Linked DNA regions of Homo sapiens: region 1 is linked to region 2. The links are chromatin loops, found by intact Hi-C in ENCODE. Cell type or tissue: natural killer cell. All regions are shown on one strand.

Region 1 (8,000 bases), 240 kb after region 2:
TAGATGGACTAGGGAGAGCATCAGTCATCCCTGGGAGATGCTTTAGACCCAGAAAATGACTTCCTATGATCTCACCTGTGATGAGATGAGACCTTTTCTTATCTCATGAAATAATCTCTCTTTTTCCTCTCTTGTATTTTTTCTTTCTGTCCAATGAGGAAAACAAAAACAAAGAAAAAAATGAAAAAAAGAAAAGAAAGCAAAACAACACAAAACTACCAAACCAACAACTGGAAAACCCAAAGCTTGTAAACTGTTTACAGGAAACCAAATAGTATTTCCTGGGACATGAGATGAATATGAGATGGCGTTTTTTATTGTCACTTTGGGTACAGAGGCCGAAGGTCATTATCTAACAGGCATACAAATGGAATCAATCTCTCCCTCAAAGAGCCTGTCAGATGCACCTGAGCCTTCCCGGGTGTTTGCAGAGTGGTTCATGGTCAAAGGCAAGAATGGATATTGGCACTTCAGGGGAAACTATATTTTCCTGTCAATAGACAGAAGATTGCAGTGTCCTAGACAGGTAATCAGTTATCAAGGACCACAATCAGCTCACGTTTAAACATTAAACAGGTGGGGCAGGAGACAAGCAAAATTTATCATGTTTACTAGTTTTGCCAACAACCAAAGAACTGCTTTATTCTTTTTAATCAGTTCTAATCTGTGCTTCTTTATATCTATTTTGAAAGACATTCAATAATTTTTTCCCCTTGGCAAACGCTTGGTGGATTCATAGAGTCAAAAGTCTATATTTCTATAAGTATATATTTTTTAAAATCTCCCATTTTTCTCTTGGCTTTGGTTAGCTATATGTGTGTACAAATCAGTCCCTATGACACCCAGTTTCTATGCCAGTTTGGTGAATGGTGTGGGGAAAGAAATTGAAAAAGGCTAAAGCAAACCTTCTCCTAAGATTAAACAGTATGTGGTTTGTTAAGTTTTTTTTTTTTTCCTATTCCACCATTAAAAGTAAAGAAGAATGGCTTTTCTTTTTTTTTCCTGATTAGAAGGCTTCACTGGATTTGTGGCAAATAAATTGACAAGTGAGGGCACTGATGACAAGAGAGTGATAATTGATGGTGGCAGGTGGGGGCCTGGTGTACTGGCATGTCCTGTGGAGGGTGAGCCAAGGACATCTATCAATCAAATTGGTGACAGCAGCCAGGGAGACTTAATTGGAGATTCATTGAACCTTTAATGTTGTGACAGAGAAAAATAAGGATGCTTAAAAGGCTCCTGGGCTATTTCTTTTCCTTCATTCCAACAATTCTCATAGAAAGAATGGAAAGTGGACATTGCTCCAGGGTTGAACATTCATTGTTTCCATCAAAGTTAATCACATTTTTTTTTTTAGGAAGCAAAGTAGTGAAAGTATTTACCATTAGTCCAATGTGGAATGAAATCTATACCTGGAGCTTTAGGGATTCGACTGTTCTGTGGTGTTAGCATAATCAGGGATGTTTAGCAAGTGTTCAGACACCATGTGCTTAACACTGAGTGTCAACTAGGGTGCAAATATTGTCTGCTGGAGTGTGGATTCCAGGCATCATAAGGAAAAAAGTCCTTTTCCTAATTTAATAATCTTCTCTTCATTCTTCTAAAAAGTTCTCTATACAATCCAGATGTAAATATTTTTCTTTTTTTTGTGTGTTGTTGTTGCCAGAGGTTCAACATAATTTTATTTCTTATTTGGAAAATGAAAGAATTCAGTAGAGCTATTTTCCCTTTAGGCACAGTACAGGAGGTTTTTCTTAAAATTAGTAGTGCAGGAAAAATCCCAACAGTTCAAGACACTGTATGTGGATATAATGTGTGAAAAGATAAGTAAGATGGTCTCTGTCATCCAAGATTATATATTTTTATATTTATGAGTTTATACATTTATTTATTCATTCTAAATCATAAGTTTGGGCACTTACTATGCATAGTGATTTGTTAGGCCAAGTCTAAGATCAATAGGACCTCGTTATTTCTTGGAAGGAATTTACTGTTTAGTGAGGGAAGACAGATATATGTACTGAGACATTAAATATTGCAATGTTCTAGGTAAGAATTGAGAGTTGTGATATCACAGTCTAGGATGGTAGAGGCTGCAGATATCAGGCCACTTAAGTGACAATTTTTGTCTTTTGAAAATTGCTAGAATACTGCTTCAAAAAGATTGGAAAGAAAGTAAAGATCCTAGACTTGCTATGGCAGAGATTTTATACTTAATGGCATCCCCATTTAGCCAAATTTTTAAGTCATAGACAGCAGAGAGGGATTACCTACCTCTTCCACCACTTTCTCACAGTTTGAAATTCAGCATTTTGCCATAACTTTTTTCTACAAGGCACTGAATACAAACATTTCCCTTTAATTACTAAATGGAGGAATAGTAATTTAAATTAGTAATTTTTAAATTTTACTAGTAGTAAATAAATTTTAGTAACTATAACTTTTAGTAATAGTAATTAAATAGTAATTTTAACTTTTTCATCATAATTTTAAAAGTTTCCAGAATGTCAGCATGTTGTTCCACCCAGTCACAATTTGCTTTTCCCTGTGCCAAGGCCCCAGTTCAGCATTTATTCTCCGTATTATGCACTTCAACAAGGGTTGACTGCTTGAAAGTCCTCCTGTTGGCTGAACTGTAAATAGGCTACAGATTACTCAATTGTCTTCCTCTAGAATCTTGTGTCTCTTTCCCTGCATATTTACAGATGCCTTGAAAAAACTCACAGAGGCAAAAATCACGGTAATCAGGAAACTGTAACCTGGCAAAAAATCTGTAGAGCCTCTCCTCATTATTGAGAACAGCTGCCACTAGCCAAGTGCATACTATACTTTTCAGGAAAAAAAAAAGTTCATTTAAAAGTAATTTGAGGCAGGTGGTATCATAGAAGAAAATAATTTTATTTATTTATTTATTTAAGACAGAGTCTCTCACTTTCACCCAAGCTGAAGTGAAGTGGCATGATTTCAGCTCACTGCGACCTCCGCTTCCCCGGGTTCAAGCAATTCTCCTGCCTCAGCCTCCGAAGTAGTTGGGATTACAGGTGCCTGCCACCACGCCTGGCTAATTTTTGTGTTTTTAGTAGAGACTGGGTTTTGCCATGTTGGCCAGGCTGGTATCAAACTCCTGACCTCAGGTGATCCACCTGCCTTGGCCTCCCAAAGTGCTAGGATTATAGGAGTGAGCCACCACACCCGGCCAAGAAAAGCATTTTAATTAGAATACTTGGAAGATACATTTTGAAAAGGAAGATTCTAGATTAAAATTTTGTGCTATATTTCATTGTGCTTTTTTCATTGAAAATGTTGATATAGGAAGAATTCTGTCATCTGTATCCCGTTTTTTCAGGCTCATCAAGTCTTATAATTAACTTTCCTAGGTCCTAGAAATATATTATTCCTAGGTTAGAATATTTTCTGTAGAATACAAATTATTTATAAACCATCAGCATGGGCAATGAGCCAGCTCAAGATTTTGTTAGAAACAAAAACATGAAAGTCAAAGTTAGAATGATTCTTTTAAAGTATTTTGGTCAAATCATCAATGTGGTAATCAAATCTCCTTTAGAACATTTTCTCCATGTGGTCTTCCATTCCAAGTTTGTACATGTGCAGCAAGGCAGACTCTACCTGCCATCTATCTCTGCTGTATTTGTATTCTATCTTTTAATGACTGTCTGTTAAATACTTTTTGTTAATGTTGGTAAGAAATCAATCTCTTTGTAGCATGTAGTCTCTGGACTGGATTCAGCATTTGTCTTTGGATATTTAGATTAACCAGAAAAACTCCACTTGAAAATTCCCCAACTGTTTGAAGATAGTTATTGTATCCCTTCCAAAACTCTAATTTTTTTAAAAAAATTAAACATTCTTCTTCCCCTTAGCCATCTTACCCATGTTATGGTTTTAAGTCCCTTCATTATCAAAAGTGCTTTGCTCTGTGCTGATGTAATTATGATCCAAGTGTCTCTAGGCACTTCTTAGAACATCTTGTCAAGACTTGAACACGACACCAGGAAAGGTTTGACCAGGTTTAGAGCAGGGAAACTTTTTCTTCCCTTACAAGTTGCATCTCTTAAATTTTTTTTTTCTTGCTGTATTCAGGCCTTTGATGGTTAATTTTATGTGTCAACTTCACTGGGTCACAGTGCCCAGATATGTGGTTAAACATTGTGGACATTCAATGAAGATGTTTTTAGATGAGATTAACATTTAGACTTAACATTAGATTTTGAGTAAAATAGATTACCCTCTATTAGTGGATGGGCTTCATCTAATCAGTTGAAGGCCTCAATAGAACAGACGGATTTCCCGAGTAAGAAGTAATTCAGCAGGCAGATGTTCTTCAGAGTTGAACTGCAACATCAACTTTTTCCTGTCTCCACCCTGCCGGACTACCCTGCAGATTTTGGATTTACCAAGCCTCTATAATTGTGTGAGCCAATTCCTTAAAAGAAACATGGATGTGTATAATACACACATACACACACACAATAGGATATGTGTGTGTGTATTATGTATTTTATATATATATATAATACATAATATGTATGTAATACACATACACATACAGATATCCTGTTTGTTCTGTTTCTCTGGAGAATCTTGATACAAATTCAAAATGACGGCCTGTATATTTTGTCATCTTGATTGTGTCATCTAATATATTTCTTTTCATCATCATCTTTGTGTCATCTACAAATTTGACAACAACAAGAGCTGGGTGTATTCTTTTTAGTCTAAGAACAATGGATTTTCTTCATTTTAATGATTATAAAATTACCTTTGATGGAAATGGTTCTTCATAGAGAAGCTTCTACCAACTATTGCTGATTATGCTTAGTGAAAGATTGAGAACATTAACACTGCATCTCAGCTCCCCCTGGTGGACACAACCCTCACAGACATTCTTCAATAGAATTGCCGAGTAGAGTAATAGATGTTATTGATAGAGTGTAAAGGCACATGGCTTACCGTAACCCTCCTTTTAAAAAGGTACTTGGATAACCATAAATTATGACACCCCTCTTGAGATTTTAACTATTTGTGAGACCCTGAGGCTCTCTCCTCACCATAATGACTTAAGGTTGTCACAGTGATGAGTAAGTTGTTTTATGAATATTCAAAATATTTAGAAAACAAATCATACAGACCTAATATAAAAATTATGATAACAGATTGTCTAACCTAGAACTATAAAACACCATTTGCTAACACAATCTTTATTAAATAAGCAGTAATAAGACATCTTACATTTTATTTTTCTAATTCTATTAGAATTATCTTAATGTAATACTTGCTATCTACCATTAAGTTTTTTTAATTATAAAAGAGTATAGCTTAAACTAAAGAAAAAAATCTTATATATATTAAGAATTACAAATAAAAGCTATGTATTGAGGGCCTGTTGTATTATATATACTCCATAAGGCAGTTTACATAGGTTAATATGCATATATTCGCAACAACTCTATAAGCTAAGTTGTTTTACCTTCATTCTGTATTTCAAGTTTGGCAAACTATGGCTTGTAGGCCAATATAGCCCTTGTATGGAACGTATTTTACACCCAGTGAGTTTAAAATGGTTTTCAAATTTTTAAATGGTTGGGAAAAATCAAAAGAAGAATAACATTTAATGACATGTGAAATCTTATAAAATTGAAATTTCTGTAAATAAAGTCTTATTGGCACATAGCTATATTCATTCATTTCCATATTATCCATGGCTGCTTCAATGCTATAACGACAGAATTGAGTAGTTACAGCAGAGACACTGTGCTATGGAAAGTCCAAAATATTTATTGTACTATCTGGCCCCTTACAGAAATCATTTACTGATTCTGCTGTATCTGATGAAAGTAAGGCTTCACATTTTTAAGTGATTTCTTCAAGAGACCTGAGGATAATCAAAGTAATAATTTCTTTGTTATTAGTTTCTTTTCTATCCCAAGTAATTGTGTAGTGAATTCTGTACTAAATATTAATATATGCATTTAGAGAAACAAATTTGAAACAGGATAAAAAGTGTTTTTAAACAAATTTAAGTCAATATTTACAAGGTTTTTTTGTGTGTGTACACAAGAAGTATATATTGGTAGAAAGACAAGTGACTGGAGTGTACAAATAAAATGGAGATGGAATGGACAGTTATAAACTCTTAAAATTCATAACCAGGCACTAAGATTTCATGGTTGTTCTATACAGTAGGTAAGCTTTTTGTCCCATCCTGGATTTATGTTTTTCCATTTCTAAGCATCAGTGATATGGTTCCATAATGTGGTATTGACAATGACGTTTAAGAGGAAACATAGAGATGCATAGACATGAATGGCTCCTGTGTTTATGAAGTGGTATCTGGAATTAAATAGGAAGATGCATGTGATATGCTTGGCAGAAACCCTAGTAAAATGTCAATAAACAATAATCATCATGATAGTTGTTAGAAAGTTATGGTTGGCATATCTATAATTTATTGGAGATATCCCTGGAATCTGGACACTGGGGCAGTCTTTCAGATCTTCGATATGTCTTATAGCATGGTTTCTAGTGCTAGATGATGAGGATTCAAGATGATTTAAAGACAGGAGTAATTATTTTACTGGAAAATACTGGTTAAATAGATTTTTTCCCTTTAGAAAGGCTACTGAACAACTAGAAGGTGGACATAAATATGTTGTTTCCTTTTACATTTGCTCTCTGGAGCCAGGAAGGGTTAAGAAAGAGATACTTCTTTCCTCTTAGTCGGGATTCATACAGAAATCAAGAGTGGGAAGGGGCCCTCATTACATCAGACACAGTTACTTTAAGGATGAGGAATCTGAGACCCAGATAAATAAAATAATCTGCCTAAAGCTGACCCAGAGTTAGTACGGGGCTCTGGACGATTTCATTATGTCATGATACCATTCTCTTCCAAATTCTAAGATTGGAAAATTTACCTCATATGAAGAGTGAATTTAATTTATCTTTATTCTAGTTTCCCTTCAAAGGCATGTCTTAATATACATGGATAAGTCATTTCAAAACCTCTAAGCCTAAGGTAATTTGCACTGCAAATTATTTCACACCATAATATCTATCTCAGAGCTTTTCCTGAGATGTAAAGTCCTTGATGATAAAACCGACTCCGTAGTAATAGTAGAGGACTTATTTGTATTGAGAATGCAGACTTGAGTGCAAAGGGGCCAGACAAGTAAAGACTGTATGTAAATTAGTAAAGGAGTAGGAGATGAAAGACAATAGGGAGTAGAGGAGAATGTGCTCAACTAGAAAAGAAAGAGCTAAAATATGGACAGCTGTTACTCAGCCCCATCTGATGGTTACCATGCATGCATGATTTTGAATTTGCTAAATCCTCTCAATTCAAAGAAGCTGAAAATCTAGACTTTTAAATGTGGAGACGTTCTGATTTCCTTATTACTGCATGGGTCAAACAAAACACATCTGCATCTCTACTAAAAATAAGAATAAAAAAAGAAATTAGCTGGGCTTGGTGCGGGGCGCCTGTAATCCCAGCTACTTGGGAGGCTGAGGCAGGAGAATCCCTTGAATCCTGGAGGCAAGGTCTCAGTGAGCCGAGATCGCACTACTGCACTCCAGCCTGGGCGACAGAGACGAAAAAAAAAAAATCTGTGGACTGGTTTAGACCTTTAGGAAGCATCATCAGCAATGAAAAATCATGATGTTTTCATTAAAAATAAGAGTTTTACATGCAATTTGGGTTGTAGGGTTTACAGTTTAATATTTTATGATTCTTTTTCCTCTTTTTTTAATCCCAGGAGCAAGAGCATGCCATGAATCTAGCCTGTAGATTCAGCGTGGCTTTCTGGCTCAAACTTAGACTGCATCAAACAGCTTTGCTTTTGTTTTCTGCTTGAAAAAACTGACACTTGTTATGGTTACACTCACTGTGTGAGCCATCCCCTGTTGACTTCTGGACAATCACTATAAATCTCTATTATTTCGCTGTTATTGTCTTGTTATACTAGCACTGTTGAGGCATC
Region 2 (8,000 bases):
CTGGGAGCAAAATCTAATTGCTCAGTAGGTCTTCCCAGGAGGAAGAGCAGCTTTTATTGGGGGAGTGTCCTGGAGGAGATGAAACAGGACTGCCCTGAAGAGGCTGCTTCCTTCCCCTCAGGATGATGACTACGCCCGTGGTCAACTATAGGATTAATAGTTAAAACCAATGGGTAAGAGGGAGCTGTCAAATGTTAGAGTGAGAAATGCTTTGCCATAACTCATGCTTTTCATGATGAGAGATTTTCTGTAAACACACTCCTGGTTCATTAACTATGCCCCTGTGAAAGGGTCCTTTTGAAAAGAATAATGGGGTGTGCATAGCTCCGTTCCTGTCTTTCTTCCTCTTGGAAGAAGTCAGAAGGTCGGGAGGGCTTCTCTGCTTCTCCCTGTTCAGGCAGCTCCTGCCTCCCACCTGCTCACCACTTCTGGGGATTTGAGCCAGGTCCGTTGCTACCATTACCAGGTGGGGAGTTCTTATTTCTGGCACAAGTCACATCCTGCAAGTTGCCTTCATTTGCTACTCATTGTGATATTTTTATCTGTCTTCTGCAATTTCTTTGTTTTATTTATCAAATTATTCAATTTGAGAAACTTAGACCGGGAAGAAGCACGCTAATTTTTTAAAAATCACTCAGAGGTTCCAGCAGGTACCCAGGTACCCAGAAATAAGGTGCAATGTGAAGTTTTAGTCTTTACTACGAGTATAAATTATTGTCCTGTTGAAGTGTATGGGTTTTCCTCTGGGCCAAGATAGGCATCTTAAGGTCAGAAAATCCCTGCAATTTTAATAATTTATCCTTTAAATCTAATGGATTGCAAGAACATATTGTTTATGTGTAGAGTCAGCAATCGGTCATTATCCAGGGCAAGACAGGAATATAACTTCGGAGCCCTGAGGAATGCAAAGTTTCGGTGCTCTGTAGCTTCTCAACGCGGCTTATGTAACTAAAATTTTTTAAAAATACTTGTACTATAGAATAATAGTAATAGCAAGATTCTAAGCATTTCTTCCATACCAAGTACTTTACTAAGTGCTCTGCATACATTAGTTCATGTACTTATCATAGCAAACCTTTGACTTAGATACTATTTTTATGACTATTCTATAGATGAAGAAAATAGCTAGTTTATGGTAGAGCTGGGATGCAGCTGTAGGTTTATTGACTCCAGAGTCCATGCTGTTAACTATGATACTACACTGCTGCTAAAAATAAAATAATAGCAATTAAACAAATGCAAGGATGTTCAATAAAGTGCTCTTTTCACCCCATGAGAACTCTATTTGTTCTTATTCTGAAATATTACATAACAAAGTATATAAATGGATCTCTCTCTTACTTTTTTTTTCCTCTCTTTCCTTGTCTCCCTCCCCTTGGTATTCTTGTTTTGCTGGGACTTTGTCTTAGTTCATTCAGGATGCTATAACAAAATACTATAAACTGGGTAGCTTATAAACAATAACAATTTATTTATCACCACCCTGGAGGGTGGGAAGTCCAGGATAAAGGCAGATTGAGTGTCTGCTGAGGGCCCACTTCTGGCTCATAGACAGTTCATTCTTTATTTTATTTTATTTTGTTATTCTTATACTTTAAGTTTTAGGGTACATGTGCACAATGTGCAGGTTTGTTACATATGTATACATGTGCCATGTTGGTGTGCTGCACCCATTAACTCATCATTTAGCATTAGGTATATCTCCAAATGCTATCCCTCCCCTCTCCCCCCACCCCACAACAGTCCCTGGAGTGTGATGTTCCCCTTCCTGTGTCCATGTGTTCTCATTGTTCAATTCCCACCTATGAGTGAGAACATGTGGTGTTTGGTTTTTTGTCCTCGCGATAGTTTGCTGAGAATGATGGTTTCCAGTTTCATCCATGTCCCTACAAAGGACATGAACTCATCATTTTTTATGGCTGCATAGTATTCCATGGTGTATATGTGCCACATTTTCTTAATCCAGTCTATCATTGTTGGACATTTGGGTTGGTTCCAAGTCTTTGCTATTGTGAATAGTGCTTCAATAAACATACATGTGCATGTGTCTTTATAGCAGCATGATTTATAATCCTTTGGGTATATCCCCAGTAATGGGATGGCTGGGTCAAATGGTATTTCTAGTTCTAGATCCCTGAGGATATCGCCACACTGACTTCCACAATGGTTGAACTAGTTTACAGTCCCACCAACAGTGTAAAAGTGTTCCTATTTCTCCACATCCTCTCCAGCACCTGTTGTTTCCTGACTTTTTAATGATCGCCATTCTAACTGTTGTGAGATGTTATCTCACTGTGGTTTTGATTTTCATTTCTCTGATGGCCAGTGATCATGAGCATTTTTTCATGTTTTTTGGCTGCATAAATGTCTTCTTTTGAGAAGTGTCTGTTCATATCCTTCGCCCACTTTTTGATGGGGTTGTCTGTTTTTTTCTTGTAAATTTGTTGGAGTTCATTGTAGATTCTGGATATTAGCCCTTTGACAATTCACTCTTAACATGTCCTCACAAGATGGGAAAGGTGAGGAGCTCTCTAGGGCCTCTTTTACAAGGGCACCAACTCCACTCATGTGACCTAAATCTCCTTCCAGGGGCCGACCTCCTAATATCATCACTTTGGGAGTTAGAATTTCAATACATGAGTTTTGTGGGCACACAAATATTCCTATCATAGCAGACTTTAAATGTATTCTTATCTAGCTATTGGGTCTCCCAACAGTGACGTTGAGTGAAGACTTGAGCTCTTAGCACTGAGTGTAGGTATAATAAAAATGCAGTGAGAGGAAATATTGGGGTGGAAAAGAATATACTACATTTTTTGCCTTCAAAGCCAAAAAGGAAGCAAATGACTTGTGAATCTCTTGGCTTTTGCAGCACTTTGAGTTCATATAATTAAATAAAAAGAATCAGAGAGATTGCTTACCTTCTAAGTCATTCTCCAAACTGCCTTACTTTCAACAAAATGAGTCATATTTACCCAATAATCTTTCAAAGGGGAGTATCTCTGGGACCTAAGATCTCCTTTTTAAAGGCTTTTTCTAGTTTGATTTGCTAAGACCTTTAGTTAAAATGCAGGTGTTTTCCTTGGAATCAAAATGGTTGTAATGGTGGATTTTTAATTATTAAGAAATTCTGGGGGCTAAAATTGTTATGATTCTATGCTTGTAAAGGTTGGATGACATATATTTGGAAACATTTATCTATACTTTATATCTACACAATCTATTCTTATACCTATGAGGGTAGAACAGAGCTATCTTGACCTCGACCAAAGAAAATTTGTTGTCAGCTTTTTTGTTGGATGACAAAATCCCTGGGGAAAAACTCTTTTATATTTTAATCTCATTTCTGTTGCACTGACAGCACAGCCCTTCTTTGCTGTGTCAAGAATTTATTAAGTTTTAATTAGACTGTGTGAAGGAAAATCACATTGTATGTTGGAATCACTTTTGGATTACCCAATTGCTAGACTAAGAGAATGCTTAAAATACCAGCCAAATGAAAAGAAGGGAAAAATTCAGAGACAGAGAGAGAGAGAGAGAGAGATTTATAGAATTTGATATGTGCTTTTTTATGAATAAAAGCTTCTTCCATTTGGCAGACATGGACTAGGGTATTGGTGTTAACCAGAATCCACTGGTCCTACAAAATGTTTTCCCAGTTTCATTATTGTAGATTTATTTTTCTATCCTTTGGTCAACCCAAGCTCCTGATTCCTACATGTGTTCCTTGTTTTCTCCTTCCAGTTTATTTAAATTATTGTATTAATTATCATTATTTTAGAAGTCCTAACTATCAGGTTCCGAGTGTTATTGTACAAATTTGTGACACTGAGATCTTCATCATAGTCTTGTCTTGGCTTCCAGTCTGTTGAGCAGTGAGCAGGCTGTGCATTAACATTTAGAATACCTTCGCTGACACAATGACCCAGTCATTTGCCACACAGATGTAATCAAATCTATTAATGCCTTTATAGATCAAATTTATTTCTTCTTTATGGAAAGCAGTTCAAGAGAAATGGTACAAAGGAACAAAGGGGTTGCTGTCTAGTGGGTATAGATGAGGGAGTTTTCCCCTTCCAATTGCCTCATAAATCAAGGGGAGCATTTCTTGTTTAGCAATAAACTCTTGAGCTGAAACTTGGACTGAATGTAATTCTCTTTGGAATGAGATAAGAATGGGTAAGGAAATTAGTTGTTTTTGAAAGTAGACATATAAAAGAAATATTAGTACAATATCTGGCTGAAATCTTATGAGGCACCCTGCTCCAGTAATTGCCATTAAGGTCCACTGTCTTATCTAAGACAATTCTGAAATCAGTTTTTTTTTTTAAGCCACATTATGAGGAAAGGTTTTTTATTTGTACTTCCATGTGTGCAGGGGTGTTTTGTACATTATGAATTTGTATTGACTCCAAATTTGTGCTGGCATTTATATGGAAAGAGGGTGGAAAAATTAAGTATTCAGGTAGAAGGGAAATTGAGTGACGGAATTTAACGCAATTCAGAATACAATAATCTATCGGCTTTCCAGGCCATAGCAAGACATGGCCACTAGAGGTCAGTAAAAGGCAAGCGAATGAGAAAGCTTTAGGCAGGAAGCTTCCCCACACCCAGGTGGTTCCTCAGATTCAAGGCTCGTATTTTGAAAGGCTTTCTTTCAAAAATGACTAAAAAGTGGTATTCAAGGTTTCATGGGAGAGGGGAACAAAATAAAGAATGTCGCCTCTAAAAAAATGAAACTGTGAAAAAAAATGTTTGAAGAGGTTTCACTGTAGAAAACCTTTCTTTTGTGATTGCTACCTAAGAATGAAAAGGGATATTTACCTTTACTGGCCCTTTGGGCTTAGATTTTAGCTGGTGTGACAAAGCCTATTGCACAGTTTCTGTGTCTTCCTGCAGTATCGGAAGGCGACTCCCCACTCCGGCTCCAACAGGACATTTTACTTTACTTTCCTTAATGGCATTTATTGCATTGTTAATTTTTCATGTATGCACCCTTCTCTTGTACTAGTTTGCAAGATTCTTGATGACAGAAGTCTGGTCTCAAGCATTTAAAAATTCTTAGTACATGGACACTGCTTGACTAAAACATGGCAATATAAATGTTTGTGTAACATGTATATAAATAAATTCACAATGTTTTCATTATGCGTTGCTTACAACAGGGATGCGTTCTGAGAGACACGTTGTTAGGCAATATAGCCTTTGTGAGAACATCATAAAGTTTACTAACTCAAATCTAGATAGTATATTGTACTACACACCTATGCTACATAGTATAGCCTATTGCTCCTACGCTACAAACCTGTACAGTCTGTTACTAGAATGAATGGTGATTATAACATGATGGTATTTCTGTATGTAAACATATAAAAGGTACATTAAAAATAAGGTATTATAGTCTTACAGTGTTTTGGGACCACATATATGCACATCATCTTTATGTGGCACATAACTATATTATTTACAATGTATAATAGTATTTTTGTGTGTGTGTGTCATTTTCATTCTTCTATCTTTCCTCTTATAAAACCATTCAGAATGATTATGTCTTAATTTTGCCTGTTCACTTATCAATTTCCAGTCAAATTCAGAACTAAAAACTAATGTCTTTATATGTAAAATGCAGTAGAAAAAGAGATCACTGTCACTTTAACCATAACCAATTTTATTCCGTAAAATCAAGAAGGATTTCAGAGCTTTTCAAATTGATGGGTGTTAGTCTGTCAAGCAGTGAATTCTGGCCTTCAATTCTCAAGTTGTCTGACTATTTCACAGACCTGCTGCATGATGGAAGGCTATTGAATATTACTCAGACATTGACCATTATGTTATTTTCTTCTGGCATCCATTAAGCACTTTTCCTTTAAGATGGGCTTCTGTTGTTTCCCCTTTCTTTGTGTATTTGGAAATCCTGTACAGGAAGCAAGAACCCAGTCTAAAAACCAGAGCACTCTCAGCTTTGGCATCCACATCTTTCCTGGTAGGTGGCTCAACGTGGTGCCTTTGAACACACGGCCCCAGTGGGAGCCCTATTATCTGCTAAATATTTCTGGAAATGTTTATACAGAACATGGAGCACAGCAGGCTGTCCCCCACCCCTACACTGATGGCTTAAGCCTTTGAAATGGCAAATGCATAGACCTCCTAAGCTCCTCCAACAGCCCCTGCTGTTGACATTTTCAAAGTTAACATATAAAATGATTCAATTGAAATAATATTTTTGAAGATCTTACTGCCCAAACTTTATCAAGGCTCACAAATTAGCTCCAGGATGACATTTGACTTAGGTAGAGTGTGGGAATTTAAAAAGAAAATCTCACAGATTACATTAAAGCGGATCCCATTGTGACATCCAGAATGTATTGCCCAAACCTCTCCTTGTACAGTTGAGGCTGTTTTTTGACTTTCTGGTGTCATTTCCAGACATGCAGTCCTAATATGTGAGAGCTCCATGACCCCTCAGACGCCTTCGCGCAGAACAACACCTTCGCTTTAGAGGTGAAGAAATCAAGGCTCTTGGAGGATATTTGAAGTAACTCCAGATATGGGATGTTTGAATATTCTTTTGGCAAGATTTACCCCATCAGTTTTATTGACTCATTCCAGGTATGATAATTGGGAATGGGGGGATTACTGTTTGATTATATCACCGAACCACAACATCCTAGTATCACAGATAGCAAGGGAGCCATCTATCTGATATGCAAATGGATACAGCTGGCTAATAGCACCTTTAGTGATGAAAGCCATCCTCCTTCCTCTATCTTTTCTTTCCCCCTTTAGTCTTGAAAAGAGGTACATGTGGAAAAGAAGTGGGATATGTATATAAGAAAAAAATCTGATTTCAAAGTAGAGTGTTCATTCTCACACTACTATAAAGAACTGCCTGAGACTGGGTAGCTTATAAAGAAAAGAGGTTTAGTTGACTCACAATTGCACAGGCTGTACAGGAGGCATGTCTGGGGCGGCCTCAGGAAATTTACAATTATGGCAGAAGGGTGAAGGAAAAGCAAGAACATCATCTTCACATGGTGGCATAAGAGTCATGAGAGAGAGAGAGTGAATGAAAGGGCAAGTGCAACACACTTTAAAGCAACCAGATCTCGTGATAACTCACTATCATGAGAATAACAAGGGAGAAATTCACCCCCATGATCCAATCACCTTCCACCAGCTCCCTCCCCTAACACTGGGGGTTACAGTTAAACATGATATTTGGGTGGGGACACAGAGCCAAACCATATAATAGAAGTAAGTTGGAAATAGTGACATAATGAGTAAAGCTGGGCTCCCAGATCAAATCTCTTTCCTAAAGTTTTGCCAAGAAGTATATCAAAAGTAGTAGTGGGCAGACTAAGCAAAGTTAAAGTTCTTTAGTGATAATGCAAGAGAGGCTGCTTTATTTATTTTTTTAAGACAATTTCTTTAGAGCAGTTTTAGAATCACAGAAAAATTGAGAGAAAGGTACAGAGATTTCCTATATATTCCCTTCCTGAACACATGCTTAGCCTTCCCCATTGTCAACACCCCTCACCAGAGTGGTATATTTGTTACAATTGATGAACCTATTGTATTAGTCCATTCTCATGCTGTTATGAAGAAATACCTGAGACTGGGTAATTTATAAAGGAAAGAAGTTTAATTGACTCCCCAGCAGGGCTGGGGAGGCCTCAGGAAACTTACAATCATGGCAGAAAGGGAAACAAACACATCCTTCTTCATATGGCAGCAGCAAGGAAAAGTGCAGAGCGAAGTGGGGAAAAGCCCCTTATAAAACCATCAGATCTCATGAGAACTCACTCACTATCACAAGAACAGCATGAGGTAACTGCCCCCATGATTCAATTACCTCCCACTGGGTCTCTCCCAAGACATGTGGGGATTATGGGAACTATAATTCAAGGTGAGATTTGGGTGGGAACACAGCCAAACCATATCATTCCACCCCGGACCCCTCCCAAATCTCATGTCCTCATATTTCAAAATACAATCATGCC

The links. Peaks named below come from ENCODE experiments on the same cell type or tissue, not always from the same donor. Only the 100,000 strongest peaks of a DNase experiment are listed, where the experiment ranks them.
Region 1: a loop joins it to region 2, with 8 times the contacts of the local background. A loop is called at or near these places in 36 of 110 quality-filtered maps.

What each region holds. Positions count from the first base shown.
Region 1 is chr4:67,084,986-67,092,985 of GRCh38, reverse strand. No RefSeq gene overlaps it. Among named protein-coding and RNA genes, the nearest start is that of CENPC, 460 kb to the left of the region's middle. In natural killer cell, no CTCF peak of the experiment used is centred here; a DNase peak (open chromatin) is centred at 4,875.
Region 2 is chr4:67,324,001-67,332,000 of GRCh38, reverse strand. No RefSeq gene overlaps it. Among named protein-coding and RNA genes, the nearest start is that of CENPC, 220 kb to the left of the region's middle. In natural killer cell, CTCF peaks have their summits at 4,353 and 4,554 (motif pointing right); a DNase peak (open chromatin) is centred at 4,580.